Linked DNA regions of Homo sapiens: region 2 is linked to region 1. A link is a loop called in an ENCODE intact Hi-C map of the cell type or tissue named here. Cell type or tissue: psoas muscle. All regions are shown on one strand. Each heading gives the region's core, and the rest is flanking DNA. Links, peaks and the distances in the headings are about the cores only. Region 1 overlaps DRC8 (dynein regulatory complex subunit 8). Region 2 overlaps DESI2 (desumoylating isopeptidase 2).

Region 1 (8,754 bases), core at 331-8,330:
TAAAGTATGGACTTTAGTTAATTTTTAAAATTACTTTATTGGCCTGGTGTGGTGACTCATGCCTGTAATCCCAACACTTCGGGAGGCCAAGGTGGGAGAATCGCTTGTGCCCAGGAATTCAAGACCAGCCTGGACAACAAAGTGGGTCCTTGTCTCTACAAAAAATAAATAAATAATAACTAAATAAATCAAAATTACTTTATTAACATTGTACTTTGAACAAATTTTGCCACCATTTCTAGGTTGCAATACAGTGTCATGGTTAAGATCACAGACTCTAGAACCAGACCACCTGGTTTAAAGATCATATTCTTACATATTCATACGTACATAGCTCTGTAATCTTTAGGATAAATAACTGCTCAAATATTCAGTTTTTCTCATCTGTGAAAAGCACAATATCGAGTATCTAGCTGACAAGGTTGTTTTGAGGGTTACCACCTGAACTATAGGAATATTCAATCAAAGTTACCCATTATCATTACTAATTTTTTGTAACGTAGGGAAGTTGCCTAGTATCTCAGGAAAGTAAGTTACACAGATTTGGTTGAGAGAAAATAAGTTTTCTATTAGTCATTCACAGGAAGCATATATGGAAAGAGAGAAAACAGGCAAAGGTCTAATGTCACACTCAGTGTTATTAGCATTACTTTTCATGAAGATATAAGCCTTATAGGAATCTGATGACATTTCACTAACAATATTTTGGAACTAGCAATTACTATAATTTTTGCAATGGGTTGGATACGCATATCATCTTTCCTAAATATTAAATAAAATTTTTTATTTCATGCTCCTTTAAAAATATATTATTTACCTTATTTTTAGTTGTTCCTACTCTAATAGGCCACAAAATATAAACAGCAGTGTTGCTTATTATAAAATAAATATAACTAAATTAGTATGTCAATATAATAACAAAATGCCACTTAATTGATAAAAATCCCAGTTGAGGCAAGTTATACCATTATATAATAATTCTCTAGCTACCCAGGAGGCTAAGGCGGGAGGATCGCTTGAGCCCAAGAGTTCAAGGCCAGCCTAGGCAACATAGTGGGACCCGATCTCATTTAAAAAAATAATAAATTAAATAGTTCCCTTTTCACTTTAATTCCATATTGGGTATATGAAAGCCAACAATTTCACACTGTATTTGTTTTCCATCAATGGAAATGCTGCAAAGACTAAAAAACTACATATTGCACTAAGTTAAAATCTAAACCATAGGAGAAAAACAACAAAAAAAGTTAAACTTAATTTCGAAAGAACAAATTAATGATAATAAATACAAAGGAGCAGTCATAACAAAACACAAGTCAAATCACCTAAGGATATAAGAGAAGTTTTTTAAACAAATAGTGCAGCTGAGTTTTTTCTAACATGGAGATGTCTGTTTACATATTTAAATATCTAATTAGATACTCAAAATCCCACCTACAGAAATTAAGATAAAATAATAAGCCCCAAGAGGAATACTTACCATGGGAACTGTTTAAAGCATACAAAAAAGAAGGTAAAGAAATGCCCTCAAGGTTAATTAACTGAAAGTACAGATAATGTTATTGTTCTATTTGACCCAATTAATACCAATACATATTCCAGACATATGCTGTCAAAAAAAAAAAAATCAAGAATCCAATTCTTGGCCTTTGGCTGGGGGGGTCAGGGGAGAGAGGTGGTAGGAATAGTTCTTTGAGAATTCTTTTTTCATAAACAACTTGATCCAAAGACAATATACCACCAAAACACTAGGCTTAAAATGAAATACCGTAGCTGTGGCTCACACCTGTAATCCCAGCACTTTGGCAGGCTGAGGTGGGCGGATCACTTGAGGTCAGGAGTTCGAAACCAGCCTGGCCAACATGGTGAAACCCCATGTCTACTAAAAATACAAAAAAAAATTAGCCAGGTGTGGTGATGCACGCCTGTAATCTCAGCTACTCGGAAGGCGGAGGAATGAGAATTGCTTGAACCCGGGAGGTGGAGGTTGTAGTGAGCTGAGAACGCGCCATTGCACTCCAGCCAGAGCGACAGAGCAAGACTCCATCTCAAAAAAAAAAAAAGAAAGAAATACTGTACTCAATCATCATCTACTTTTATGTTAATCTGTGCTTTCATTTATGAAATGTTTGTTGATCAGCTACCATCTACTATAAATACATTCTAACTTAAAAGGAAAACAGACCAGCTATAGTAAATCACAACAGATCAGTGCTAAAACTTAGTGACATACACAGACAGCCCTACGGAGGCACAAGAGTGGCACCCACCTCAGACTTGAGGATGGACCTTAGATAAAGATGAGAAGCAAGAGTCAGAAGTTGGACTGAAAGGTGTTCATTCATCCCTGTCTCCTCCAGTCCCCACATCCAGTCACAAAAACGTTTAGACTCTCTTGACTCTCAAACCTTCTCTGCCATTTCCTCCGCTGCTGTCTAATCCAAGACACCACCATCATTATCTGCTCTTGCCGTGCTCCACCCTTCCACAGTGCAAGCAAGTGATCTTTTTTTTTTTTTTTTTTGAGACAGGGTCTCACTATGTTACCCAGGCTGGAGTGCAGTGGCTATTCACAGGTGTGATCATAGCTCACTGCATCCTCGAACTTCTAGGCTCAAGCAATCCTCCCACCTCAGCCTCCCAAGTAGCTGGGACTCCAGGCTCGTGCCATCACATCTGGCCAAGTGACCTCTTAAAAACATAATGAATTGTATCATTTCCCTGTTTAAAAAGCTCCAATGGCTCCCTCTTGCTCTTGTATAGAAGTCAGCCTCCCTGACCTGGTCTTCACAAAGACCTGGCCTCTGCCTACTTTCAAACTTCATTTCACACCATTCTTCCCACCTTCATGTCTCCATTCCAGCCACAATGGAGCCTCGTGCAACTCCTCTAATAAGCTATGCTCCTTTCTTACTTCAGGCTTGTAAATTCGCAGTTCCATCTGTTACTAGTAGTAGTTTTTGGTAGAGGAAATGTCACATTCAAAGCCACTGAAGTAAGAAAAATTTAAATCAGACCAGGCATGGTGGCTCATGCCTGTAATCCCAGCACTTTGGGAGGCCGAGGTGGGCGGGTCACCTGAGGTCAGGAGTTCAAGACCAGCCTGACCAACATGGAGAAACCCCGTCTCTACTAAAAATATAAAATTAGCCAGGCATGGTGGCACACGCCTGTAATCCCAGCTACTCGGGAGGCTGAGGCATAAGAATCACTTGAACCTGGGAGGTGGAGGTTGTGGTGAGCTGAGATCATGCCACTGTACTTCAGCCTGGGCAACAAGAGTGAAACTCTGTCTGAAAAAAAAATAAAAGAAAGAAAAAAGAAAAATTTAAATCAGATGTCCCTTTTGTGGAACCCTGAACTTTTTTGAACTGCTTATAACAATTATGTATTTTTTTTTTTTTTGAGATGGAGTCTCCCTCTGTTGCCCAGGCTGGAGTTCAGTGGCACGATCTCGGCTCACTGCAACCTCTGCCTCCCGGGTTCAAGCAATTCTCATGCCTCCGCCTCCCAAGTAGCTCAGATTACAGGTGTGTGCCACCATGCCTGGCTAATTTTTGTATTTTAGTAGAGACGGGGGTTTCACCACATTAGCCAGGCTGGTCTTGAACTCCTGGCCTCGAGTGATCTGCCCACCTTGGCCTCCCAAAGTATTGGGATTACAGGTGTGTGCCACCACACCTGGCCCAATAATTATGTAACTCTTTAATGGTTCTCTCCTCTACAGCAATATCTAAGAGGACAGGGCCCAAATCTGTTTTATTCCCCAACATCTAGCACCAGGCCTAACACGGTAAGTAAGGACTCATAACATTTCTAGAGCTCTTACGGCATGTGAAGTTCTCCACAACATCCTTTACCACCACATGGGACAGGCTCTGCTATGCTCCTCATTTGACATGTGAAGAAATTAGAACACCTAAGTACCTTGCCTAAAGTTATCCAGCTCTAAAGTGGCAAAGCCAGAATTTGAGCCCATAAGGATTAACTACAGACTTCATGTTCTTAACCACTAAGCAATGCTATTTACTAAATGAAGTCTGGGATAAGGAAACAATATGTGCGCAGGCTAGCACTTTCATTACAGGAACAACAAAGAAATTGCTCTCTATGATGAAGCGTATAATGAAGTGTAGAATGCGTGAATGGTGATACCACACATGTAATCAGAAAAAAAAAAAAAAAAAAAAAACCCTGGAGACAGAAGACATCCTTGTCTGTTTTGTTAGAATTCAGACTATCCTAAGGGTAATGGGAAGACATTAAGGATTTTAGGTAGAGAATTCATTAACCAATAACCAGATTTACAGCATAATAAATGAAAACAAGTAAACCAGGTAAGAGGTTTTTGTAAGGAGCCAGTAAGTACAGATAAACACGTATGTGTCAGGAAATTGAGGGAGTTTTTTTTTTTTTTTGAAGGGGGGGTGTTTTTTGACAGAGTCTTGCTCTGTCGCCCAGGCTGGAGTGTAGTGGCATGATCTCGGCTCACCGCAACCTCCACCTCCCAGGTTCAAGCGATTCTCCTGCCTCAGCCTCCCGAGTAGCTGGGACTACAGGCGTGTGCCACCACACCTGGCTCATTTTTATACTTTTAGTAGAGACAGGGTTTCTCTGTGTTGGCCAGGCTGGTCTCGAACTCCTGACCTCAGGTGATCCACCTGCCTCAATTTCCCAAAGTGCTGGGATTACAGGTGTGAGCCACCACACATAGCCTATTTTCAGTATTTTAAAAGGATTCACAGAAAAATACATTTACTCTTAATAAGAAGATGCAAGGTGCCATCAATGTGCTACTCCTGGTTCCTGCATTCTTGCAACAAATATTTACAGTGATTACTATATCCTACACATTTTCTAAATCCAGGGATTTAGTAACAAAAGAAACAAAATATCTAGTTTCCTATCATTTCCACTGTAACAGGATAGAGAGACAATAAGCAAATCTGTATTTTATCCTGATCATAAGCTCTGAATGGCAATATGTGGGTCTATGATTGATTTCTTTAAAATTGGAGAGAAATAATGTAATTAATACAAAAGGATCACAAGGTACTCACAGAATTGGGAAATTGGGTTATCCTCTGTAACTAGGAAGACCCACCAGAGATGGGATTCAACAAAATTATTCCCCCCCCCCAAAAAAATTAGCCAGGTACGGTGGCATACACCTGTAGTCCCAGCTACTCAGGAGTCTGAGGTGGGAGGACCGCTTGAGCACAGGAGTTTGAGGCTGCAGTGAGCTAAGATTGGGCCACTGCACTCCAGCCTGGATGACAGAGAGAAACCCTGTCTCTCCAGAAAAAAAAGAAATTTTTCCAAAGTGGGTAGAGGATGAGGATCAAAGCTGGGTCAAAAAAAAAATCCTTGTATAAGAACATTTACAACAGAACATTTTTAAACAATTTAAATATCTAACAGTTAGACAAACCTTAAGTAAATCATAGTGACCATAAGTATTAATGTTAGGTTAAGTTGGTGCAAAAGTAATTGCGGTATTTCCGGTTACTTTTTTTTTTTTTTTTTTTTGAGACAGAGTCTTGCTCTACTGCCCAGGCTGGAGTACAATGGCATGACCTTGGCTCACTGCAACCTCCGCCTCCTGAGTACAAGTGATTCTCCTGCCTCGGCCTCCCGAGTAGCTGGGATTACAAGCATGCGCCACCACAACTGGCTAATTTTTGTATTTTTAGTAGAGACAGGGTTTCACCATGATGGCCAGGCTGGTCTCAAACTCCTGACCTCAAGTGGTCCGCCCACCTCAGCCTCCCAAAGTGCTGGAATTACAGGTGTGAGCTACCACGCCAGGCCCGATTACTTTTAATAGCAAAAACCACAATTACTTTTGCACCAACCTAATATAATGAATGCAACTCCTTTATATGTCTTTAAGAAATACTTGTGACATGAAAAAATGTTTCTAATAGTAAGTGAAAAAAGCTGGACATAAAACCATATTCAATATCATCTCAAGTTTGTAAAACAAAACAAAATACAAATCTGCCTAGACAAAACCTAGAAGGAAATACACTGAAATGGCAAAATTCACTTTAAATTTTAGATCAATGTTTCTTAACAGCATGCTCATCCTGTGGTAACTTGTTAGAAATGCAAATTTCCAGACCCCCTCACTCCAGATTACTGAGGGTGAGACCCAACAATCTATGTTTTAACAAGCTTTCCAGATGATTTTCTTCTTTTTTTTTCCCTAGGAGATTGGAGTCTCACCCTCTTGCAATGGCGCGATATCAGCTCATTGCAACCTCTGCCTCCTGGATTCAAGAAATTCTTCTGCCTCAGGCTCCCAAGTAGCTAAGATTACAGGCACCCACCACCACACCTGGCTAATTTTTTGTATTTTTATTTTTAGTACAGACAGGGTTTCACCATGTTGGCCAGGCTGGTCTCGATCTCCTGACCTCAGGTGATCCACCCGCCTCAGCCTCCCAAAGTGCTGGGCCCGCTCAGCCCATTTTTTCAAATATTTCTTCTGCTCTATTCTTTCTTTTCCTTCTGGCATTCAATTACATGTTATTTCACACCTTTTAAATTATCCCATGGTTCTTGGGTGTTGTTTTTTCATTCTTTTCTCTCTTTGCAATTCAGTTTGGAAAGTTTCTAGTGACATACCTTCAAGCTCAATGATTCTTTCCTCAGCCACATTGAGTCTATGGACTCCAGGGTCCGAGTGATTCTCCTGCCTCAGCCTCACAAGTAGCTGGGACTACAGGCACACGCCACCACGCCTGGCTAATTTTTGTCTTTTTGTAGAGATGGGGTTTTGCCATGTTGGCTAGGCTGGTCTCACACTCCTAACCTCAAGTGACCCACCCTCCTTGGCCTCCCAAAGTGCTGGGATTACAGGCATGCGTCACCAAGCCCGGCCTGAACCTTTAACATATTAATCACAGTTCTTTAAATTCCTTGATAATTACAAAACACCCATTATCATATATCTAAGTCTGGTTCTGATGCTTGCTTTGTCTCTTCGGGCTGTTTTTCTTGCCTATTAGCATGTCTTGTCATTTTTTGTTGGAAGCCAGACATGATAGTAATCAGCTACTAGTGTGAGGCTTTACCCCAATCTGGCTAGGAGTAGGGCTGTGTTTAATGTTTGCTGTAGCTGTAGGTGCCAGATTCCTCTTCAGGCTTCCCTAAGAACTTGTCCTTAAATAGAGTCTCCACCTTGTAGGTCTTCCAGCTGCAAGCCGCTGTCAGTTGGTCTGAGTTGTATTCCTGTTGATGTGGTGGTGAGGGATGGGTGAGGAGAATTCTATCAACTTACGATGAAATCTCAGTCTTTTAGTGGACCTGTGTCAATGGGCTGTGACCTTCACAAGTGTTTTTCAGCTTTTTCCATCCGTTGAGATAAGACCAGACTAGCGGCCACTGAAATTGGCCTTTTTATGAAGAATGCACTAGCATATTTCAAAAGCGTTGCTTTCCCCTTCCCCTGTTAAACCAACCTTGCTTGGCTCTTCACCAGAATAACCCCGTGGGGTTCCTAGGAGTAAAACCGGAGGAAGTGTGAGGGACCGCCTAAGACTGCAGGCCTCCAGGAGTTTCTCACTCTCATGACAGTCCACACGCAGCCTCCACCAATTTGTCAAAATTAACAAATATTTCTTGCAGTTTATGGCTCCAGGAGCAACCGGAGTGATGACTTCCAAGCGCTTACCTTTTGAGCTGAAACTGGAAGGCTGCTTTACCTATCTAAGCCTCCATTTCCTTACTTGTGGAAAGCGGGTAACAGAGGCACCTACCACATAGATTTATTGTAAGGATTAAAGGACATAATACACGTAAAACATTCAGCCCAGTGCCTACTTCAGAGTAAGTGCTCTATAAATGTTAACCATTGGGGAGTTTTTCCCAACATTTTTAAGTGCTTCCTTCATGAAATTCTTCCTACTTGGCTTTTGTGACACTATTTGCTCATTTTCCCATGATTTTGCAATTGTGCTTTCAATCTTATTCACAAGTTATTTTTCTCTGTTCAATTACTGATTTTTACCCAGAGTTCTGATCCTAGTCACTTCTCCTTTCAGTCAACATTTTTTTTTGGCGGTGGGGTGGTGGGGTGGGGACAGAGAGTCTCACTCTGTCATCCAGGCTGGAGTGCAATGGCGTGATCTCGGCTCACTGCAACCTCTGCCTCCCCAGGTTCAAGCGATTCTCCTGCCTCAGCCTCTCAAGTAGCTGGGATTACAGACGCCTGCCACCACACCTGGCTAATTTTTGTGTTTTGGGTAGAGAGGGGGTTTTGCCATGTTGGTCAGGCTGGTCTCGAACTGCCTACCTCAGGTAATCCACCCGCCTGGGCCTCCCAAGGTGCTGGGATTACAGGCGTGAACCACCACGCCCGGCCTCAGTCAACAAAATTGTATCCATTTTTTCTGGACATTCTCAACCATTCCCAAGACTACAACCACTTACAGAGGAATACATTCAAGCGATCCAACACACATCATTCTCATTTTTCATTCAACAGATATTTAGGTACCAAGCACACAGTGCTGCCTATGTTATATCTCAACCTGAATGCCTCACAGGCACCCAAACTCAACATGTGCAAGACTAGAACTATTATTTACATAACTCTACTATTCCTCTTTATTCTTTGTTACCCAATCAGAAACCGTGTCCCTGACCTGACTCAATATTCATATCTGTCCTATTACAAAATCTATCCATTTCCTCTAGCCTATCTCCTTGTTTCATTCCTGACTTCCATTACTTTGGTTCAGGGTTTTA
Region 2 (8,754 bases), core at 380-8,379, 320 kb after region 1:
AGAATCACTTGAACCCAGGAGGCAGAGGTTGCAGTGAGCCAAGATTGTGCCATCGCACTCCAGCCTAGGAACAAGAGCGAAACTCCCTATCAAAAAAAAAAAAGAATTATTTATATTCTTGAGAAGTATAGGTCTCAGTGAAAGGCTTCTTCAAGTAAGACAGTAGTTTTAAAGGATGCCTATATATTAGTGAAGTACATGAGCAGAGGGCTGGAGAACCACATCTTACTTTGGTGCTAGGACCTTACAGCCCTGTACTTGCTTAAGTCCATGGAGATAGTAATTACACAGAAGGTGGCCAAGGAATGACCACTAATACTAATACACACTTACCTCCTCTGACACCATCCAGTGTCACTGAAGTCTAGTTTCTTTTTTTCTTTTTTTGAGATGGAGTTTCGCTCCTGTTGTCCAGACTGGAGTGTAATGGTGCGATCTTGGCTCACCGCAACCTCTGCCTCCCGGGTTCAGGCAATTCTCCTGCCTCAGCCTCCCAAATAGCTAGGATTACAGGCATATGCCACCACGCCCAGCTAATTTTGTATTTTTAGTAGTGATGGGGTTTCTCCATATTGGTCAGGCTAGTCTCGAACTCCTGACCTCAGGTGATCCGCCCACCTCGGCCTCCCAAAGTGCTGAGATTACAGGTGTGAGCCAGAGCAACTGGCCAGTCTAGTTTCTTTTTTTAAGCAAGAATAAAAAGGTTTTCTTATTAAGATTCTGAAAAGAAGAAAGTAAAATGTACAAGTTTAATAAAAACAGGTTTTCTGGCCAGGCACGGTGGCTCATGCCTGTAATCCCAGCACTTTGGGAGGCCAAGGTGGGACAATCACTTAAGCCCAGGAGTTCAAGACCAGCCTGGGCCACATAGTGAGACCCTATCTCTACAAAAAAATTAAACAATTAGCCGGGTGTGGCGGTGCATAGTCCCAGCTACTCAGGGGGCTGACGTGGGAGGTTTGTTGGAGGTTGGGAGGTCAAAGCCTGCAGTGAGCCATGACTATGCCACTGCACTCTAGACTGGGTGTCAAAGTAAGACCCTGTCTCACAAAAAAGGGCCTTTCAAAATATTTTTAAGAAGCATTCTAAAGTATTAATATGATAAAAGGGAAGAGAAAAAAATTGCAGAAAAATTATCCTCTTAAAATATGGGGGAAGGCAATAACTACAAAAATAAGTACAGTTACTTTTGGGCTCAATCTTGCCTCAATGGAAAAAACTGGCCTAAATATTTTCATTCATTATTTTAAAGTATTGTTTACAGAAACGAATTGATTGTGCTATATTACTGTCATGTTATTCTTCAGATAGAGAACGTTCATTAAACTTCATTTTTGTCAATGATTTGCCCCTCATCAGTTTAATAAAATTTTATGCTTCCTGCTTGAAAGTAACATTGACAAATGCCATCTCTTTTTTCTGTAACTTAAAACACTTAATATAACCACTTAGGGCCTGGGCCTGACTTCCATAAAAGATAGTATTAAATAATCTGGATAAGTATAAGAATAACCATTTCTCCTCAAAAACTAGAATCAGTGTTCATGTTAGAGGTTGAGTGAATTGAAGCAAGTGTTTGACTTATTTCTCAAAAAAGGGTGCTCAGGGAAAAGAAGACATTTCAATTTTTGAGTTTTTAAAAAGCCCCATATCAGTTGTGACTAGTGGAGATCGTGGGCTAATTACTGTCTTTGATGTAAGTTTACACTGTTAAACTACCTTATGAGGTCTTGTTGGTACTAATGCATTGAATCCAAGATAAAAATTGAGAAACACTATTCTAGAAAGACCCCCCTAAATTGTATGTCAGTTTAAATCTCATTTTAAAAAGACAGCATACCAGCAGATCTATAAACAAAGCAACTTTGATTGAACAAAACATAGGTATACCTCTTCTGCTGTGTCCAGAACTTTGCTAGACAGTGGGGATACAAAGATGATTAATTCACAATCCTTGTCCATAAGGAACTCTTAAGTATGTAAATAATCACAATTTGATAAGTGTTAAAACAACAAATGTATACATATAGTCAATACCTCATTTTGTGGATGTCACTCTAAAATGTACTGTCAGCTTTTTCTTTCATAATGAAATAGTCCATGTAAAATACGTAAATTATGTCAGGGATGTTCAGCCAAGTAATTTAACCAAGATCACACAATGAGTGACTACGCTTCAGCACCAGCAATGGCTTGTGTCTTTCAGCCCTCTCACTGGCTGGTCACCTCTGGAGGCCTGCTTCTCTCTGCTATCCTAATGGATCTCCCTAGCCTGTCAGGTGACAGGTGAGAGCCCTAAACCATTGCACTAGTTCAGAGTAAGAGTCAGGACTGAAGAAAAGTTAGGACTGAGGAGGGGGCAGCAAGAGGCTGTATTTGACCTTTTCCTCCTTGGTCAAGCCTGCTTCTGTTATAGCAAGAGGCAGTGTAATGCAGTTTGTGGTACAACCTGGAATCAGGATGCATGGATTTGTATCCTACCCCCTTTTTAGCTGTGTGGCCTTGGGAAAGTTAGTTAACTTATCTGTGCCTCTCTAAAATGGGAATAGTAATAATACCTAGCATACAATATCATTGTAAGGATCATGTGAGTCATTTTAACCCACCTCTTTCATCAGCGTGACCTGGATGTGAGACCCGGAGTCAAAGGAGAACATTTTGCAGCTGTAAAATTTGACTGCCCCACTGGATTTTGGACTTGCATGGGCCCTTTAACCCCTCTGTTTTGGCCAATTTCTCCCATTTGGAATGGCTGTATTTATCCAATACCTGTATCCCCATTATATCTAGGAAGTAGCTAGCTTGCTTTTGATTTTACAGGCTCATAGGAAGGGACTTGCCTTGTCTCAGATGAGACTTTGGACTGTGGACTTTTGGGTTAATGCTGAAATGAGTTAAGACTTTAGGGGACTGCTAAGAAGGTATGATTGGTTTTGAAATGTGAGGACATGAGATTTGGAGGGACCAGGGGTGGAATGATATGGTTTGGCTATGTCCCCAGCCAAATCTCAACTTGTATTGTATCTCCCAGAATTCCCATGTATTGTGGGAGGGACCCAGGGGGAGGTAATTGAATCATGGGGGCCAGTCTTTACCATGCTATTCTCGTGATAGTGAATAAGAATCACGAGATCTGATGGGTTTATCAGGCATTTCCACTTCTGCTTCTTCCTCATTTTTCTCTTGCTGCCACCACGTAACAAGTGCCTTTTGCCACCCGCCATGATTCTGAGGCCTCCCGAGCCACATGGAACTGTAAGTCCAATTAAACCTCTTTTTGTTCCCAGTTTCAGTTATGTCTTTAAAAAGGAACTAATATAGACACTGCGTCTGCCCTCAGGGTCACTACAGAGTGGGAAACTTAAAAAATCCTTATTGCTGTATTATTGTTTGATACCCACAGATAAAAGAGCAACAGGTCAGAATGAATGAGACTGATTAAAACAGTTCTTGTTCACTTATTTGTTAGGCTTAAAAGTAATATATTTCTAAAGAAGTTCATTTAAAAAGACAAACCTTCAGCTTGAGAACACGATACAATATGGTTGATGGTTAATAGAGATAAATATTAAAGTATATCACTAATTCTCCTCAGTTTGAATGAATGGGGACTATAAAATATAGCATATTCATTCACTGATTGGAGTGATAGAGTAGAAAGTAAAAAAAAACTGATGAGGCAGAAAAGAGTGGTGACAATTCTGAAAGAGAAGTCCTTGTATAGATAGGAGAGAGGATGGGTTCTAGTACACAGCGGAAGGTTTCATCTCAGATAGAGACATGGACAATTCATTCCATATGATCAGAGAGAACGCAGACTACATATGGTAAAACAGTGGTGGTGGAAGGATGAGAAAACTGCCTTTTCTTTTCTCTTCAGTGAAATAAGCTGTGAGGTAATCTCTGAAAATAAGCTGAGAGTAGGGAATGGGGAGAAAGTATGACATATTGTAGTTGTCTCGGAGAGTGGGAATGTCAACTGACCAGAGAAATAAGGAAGCACTGCTAGACAGTATTTAGGGCCCTCTTGGGGTTTGTGGTCACAATTGTAAAGTGAGATCTGTCACTATGGTTGTTTTTCTCTAGCCCTATTCAGCTGCCGCGGTGTAGATGGTGAGCTGATTTTAACTACGGAGACAAGTATGACAGAGGGAGTGACTGTAACAGTAGACTGCAGAATAGCCCAGATGAAGAGGGGAGCAAAGAAGTGATTATTTTAAGGAACTGGCTCACACAACTGTGGGGCTTGATAGATCTGAAATCTTCAGAGTAGGTCTGCAGGATGCAGATTCAGGGAAGAGGTGATGTTGCAGCTTGTCTGGAGCCAAAATTCGTTCTTCCTTGGGGAACTTAGTTTTTCTTTTAAGGCCTTCAACTGACTGGATGAAGCCCATCCATATTTTGAAGGGTAATTTCTTTACTCAAAATCTATAAAATTGTTACATCTAAAAAGCACCTTAGCAGCAACATCTAGACTGGTGTCTGACTAAAACTGGGTACCATGGTCTACTCAAGTCGACACATAGCATTAACTATGACAGAAATAGTCACAGAAAAGATTTAGGAGGCAGGGCAGTTTTTAGATCACTGTATATCCATGAGTGCCACAGAGTGCAGAAGTTAGTTCAGGGAGGGGTGTAAGATGAGGACAAACAAAAAGAGAATCAGCATATTTCTGGGTTATGGAGGGGATGAGATGAGGAAAAAGAAATACAGCATGACAGTTAGGAGCGCAGATTTTAGTGTTAAGAGCTCTTGTTCAAGACTGTGCTCTACCACTATGGCGTGACTCTGAGCTTGCTTTTCAACTAGGCCTCAGTTTCATCAACTTAAAAAGGGATAATAATATAAGGAAATGGCTTAGTATAGTGGCATACTGAAAACACTAAAAAAAAAAAATCAGGTATTAATATCGGAAGATTCAATATCAAAACTGATATCAAAACTTGCTGGAAGAGACTAGTATAATTCAACATCTAATAATGGTGCAGGAAGAGGCAGAAATGAATAGCACAGACAGTCTTCAAACAGACCTAAATATCCATGATAATTTAGTACAACATAAACATAGTATGTGCCACAAATTAACATGGGGAAGCATGGATTATTCAATAAACAGCATTGGGATAACTGGCATTCCACTTGGGAACAAACATGTAGATTATTTCTATCATTTTTTGCAAGGAAAAATCTAGGGAAGGACTGGAAGATGAAAGGTTATAAAAGACCAACAGTTTTGACCACATAGAACAAAATTTCTGTAAGGCAAAGGACACTTATAAATACACTTACCAAGCTTAATAGGGGATTTTAATTTATTTACTGTCATTTCATAACTTATATGCTTGGTCCTATTTGTATTTATTTTTGAGACAGGGTCTTGCTCTGTTGCCCAGACTGAGTGCAGTGGCACAATCATGGCTTACTGCAGCCTCGACCTTCTGGGCTGAGGCAATCCTCCCATCTCAGTCCCTTAAGTAGCTGGAATCACAGGCATGGGCCTGGCTAATTTATTTATTTTTTGTAGAGATAAGGTCCCACTACCACCCACCTCAGCCTCTCAAAGTGCTGGGATTACAGGCCTGAGCCACAGTGCCTGGCCTTGACTTCATTTCATATTGAACTTTTCTCTGTTTTTTCTATTACACCATATGGATTACGTCTTCGTTGCTCTTTTCCCTGTAGGTTTGATTTTCTCCCAATAATACATCTTAATGAAAAAAATTAACACATACACTCAAATATAATCTTCCAAAACAAGAATTAAGTATATTTACAACACACGTCCTTCTATATAGGGCTGCTACAAGCTTTTACCTCTTCTCTCTCACCCAAGGTTTGTTCAACATAACCTGAAAACTTAATTTTTAAAAATCATCATGCTTGTTCTCTTCAAAGAGTAATTCTGGACACTGGCCCTGTTTTTAACCACAGTTATAAGATTTAGCTATGTTAAATGAGTATTGATGGCCATGGCCTTTCCTTTTAGTGTAACCACCCCATTGTTAAGTTCTTAAATAATTTTTTTTTTTTTTTTTTTTTTTTCCTGAGACGGAGTCTCACTCTGTCGCCCAGGCTGGCGTGCAGTGGCGCAATCTCGGCTCACTGCAACCTCCGCCTCCCAGGTTCACGCCATTCTCCTGCCTCAGCCTCCCGAGCAGCTGGGACTACAGGCGCCCGCCACCACGCCTGGCTAATTTTTTGTATTTTTAGCAGAGATGGGGTTTCACCGTGTTAGCCAGGATGGTCTCGATCTCCTGACCTCATGATCCGTCCACCTTGGCCTCCCAAAGTGCTGGGATTACAGGCGTGAGCCACCGTGCCCGGCCAAGTTCTTGAATAATTTTTTAACCCCCAGAAAGGTATCTACATATTGTCTATGTCCTTTTGTACATGAATGACAACTGGAGAAGCTATAGTATTCAGACATAAATCTTTTCCCTTTTAATACTCTGTAGATAATGCTCTACTTTATTATTCAGCCTTTGGTATAAGCAAAGAGAAGTCTGAAATTAGCCTGATTTTGTTCCCGTGTAACTTTTTTGCCTTTGTGTATTTGTAGGATTTTTTACTTTATTCTTAAAATTTGCAGCCAGGTGCGGTGGCTCACGCCTGTAATCCCAGCACTTTGGGAGGCTGAGGTGGGCGGATCACGAGGTCAGGAGATCGAGACCATCCTGGCTAACATGGTGAAACCCCGTCTCTACTAAAAATACAAAAAATTAGCCGGGCGTGGTGGCAGGCGCCTGTAGTCCCAGCTACTCAGAAGACTGAGGCAGAAGAATGGCGTGAACCCAGGAGGCGGAGCTTGCACTGAGCCGAGACGGATGCCAGCCTGGGCGACAGAGCGAGACTCCATGTCAAAAAAAAGGAAAAAAAAAAACTGCAAGTTAAACCAGGCTTTGGTTGAATGGTCCTAACTTTTAAAAAGTTTTGCCTATCACTTGATCCTTTTGACCCTTCTACTTGAATTTCTGACTTTCTAAATCTTGTTGTTTTCTCTTTAGTTCCCAATCTAACTCCCTTTCTAGTTAAAAATTAGGAAATGGTGCTTTTCATTTTTGTGGAATCTATCCTAATCCCAGATTTTTCCCTTTCTGGTGGTACTGCTTGTTCTATTTTCAATGATCCTACTGAATCTACCTGAGAACTTAAATCAACAATTCCTTAAAAACTTCTCTTGTTTCTTGCTGTACATTTACTTAACAGGTAGCATGTGGCCCGATTTACAGCCTTGATGTTTGCTTACCCTCTGTCTGGAACACTTTCTCCTTTCTACATGGTATACTTCACCTTTCAGGAATGCCTTCTTAGTGAGGCCTTTCTTGACCACTCTCTTTGAAACTGCAGTAACCGGTAACTATACCATCCTGACTTACACTGTCCCTCCCCTTCTTTGCTTTACTTTCCTCTTTAGCACTAATTACCACTTACTATCTCATATATATTTTATTAGCTTTATTCTGTTTAATAGACAGTTTAGATAGATGAGTTTGGCATTATTTAACTATTTTCTGGATAAAAATTTCAAAAAACAAAAAACATCCTGTTTTCATCAATGGGGGTGGAGGGAAGAATATGATAGAAAAGATGTCAGTTCTTCCCAAGTTAATTTATAAGTTTAGTGCAAGCCCAATTAAAAAAATCTATGGACTTCTGGGTATATATCCAAAAAAATCGAAAGCAGGACTTGAATAGACATTTTTATTTTTATAAACCCATGTTCACACACCATTATTCATAACAGCCAAAGGATGGAAGTAACCTGTGTCTAATGACACTGAAAATTAGCTTGATTTAGAAAAAAACAAACAACCCCATCAACAAGTGGGCAAAGGACATGAACAGACACTTCTCAAAAGAAGACATTTATGCAGCCAAAAGACACATGAAAAAATGCTCATCACTGGCCATCAGAGAAATGCAAATCAAAACCACAATGAGATACCTTCTCACACCAGTTAGAATGGCGATCATTAAGAAGTCAGGAAACAACAGGTGCTGGAGAGGATGTGGAGAAATAGGAACACTTTTACACTGTTGTGGGACTGTAAACTAGTTCAACCATTGTGGAAGTCAGTGTGGCAATTCCTCAGGGATCTAGAACTAGAAATACCATTTGACCCAGCCATCCCATTACTGGGTATGTACCCAAAGGATTATAAATCATGCTGCTATAAAGACACATGCACACGTATGTTTACTGCGGCACTATTCACAATAGCAAAGACTTGGAACCAACCCAAATGTCCATCAATGATAGACTGGATTAAGAAAATGTGGCACATACACATCATGGAATACTATGCAGCCATAAAAAATGATGAGTTCATGTCCTTTGTAGGGACATGGATGAAGCTGGAAACCATCATTCTCAGCAAACTATCACAAGGACAAAAAACCAAACACCGCATGTTCTCACTCATAGGTGGGAATTGAACAAGGAGAACACTTGGACACAGGAAGGGGAACATCACACACTGGGGCCTGTGGTGGGGTGGGGGGAGCGGGGAGGGATAGCATTAGGAGATATACCTAATGTGAATGATGAGTTAATGGGTGCAGCACACCAACACGGCACATGTATACATATGTAACAAACCTGCACATTGTGCACATGTACCCTAGAACTTAAAGTATAATAATAAAAAAAAAGAAAATTAGCTTGATTTCTGTGGCATATACATACACAGTGGAATATTACTCAGCCTTAAAAAGGAAGGAAATTCTGATACATGCTGCAACATAGATAAA

The links. Hi-C counts contacts between places; a loop is a spot of excess contacts. Peaks named below come from ENCODE experiments on the same cell type or tissue, not always from the same donor. Only the 100,000 strongest peaks of a DNase experiment are listed, where the experiment ranks them.
Region 2: it touches region 1 in a loop (2.3-fold over the local background); 38 of 110 quality-filtered maps call a loop at or near these places.

The regions. Positions count from the first base shown.
Region 1 is chr1:244,980,515-244,989,268 of GRCh38, reverse strand. All of the region lies in intron 2 of DRC8 (dynein regulatory complex subunit 8), which reads right to left. Among named protein-coding and RNA genes, the nearest start is that of EFCAB2-AS1, 14 kb to the right of the region's middle. In psoas muscle, for the core only: no CTCF peak of the experiment used is centred there; no DNase peak of the experiment used is centred there.
Region 2 is chr1:244,661,312-244,670,065 of GRCh38, reverse strand. The region is part of intron 1 of DESI2 (desumoylating isopeptidase 2); the gene reads right to left. Among named protein-coding and RNA genes, the nearest start is that of DESI2, 13 kb to the right of the region's middle. In psoas muscle, for the core only: no CTCF peak of the experiment used is centred there; no DNase peak of the experiment used is centred there; H3K4me3 peaks cover 757 bases; H3K27ac peaks cover 1,481 bases.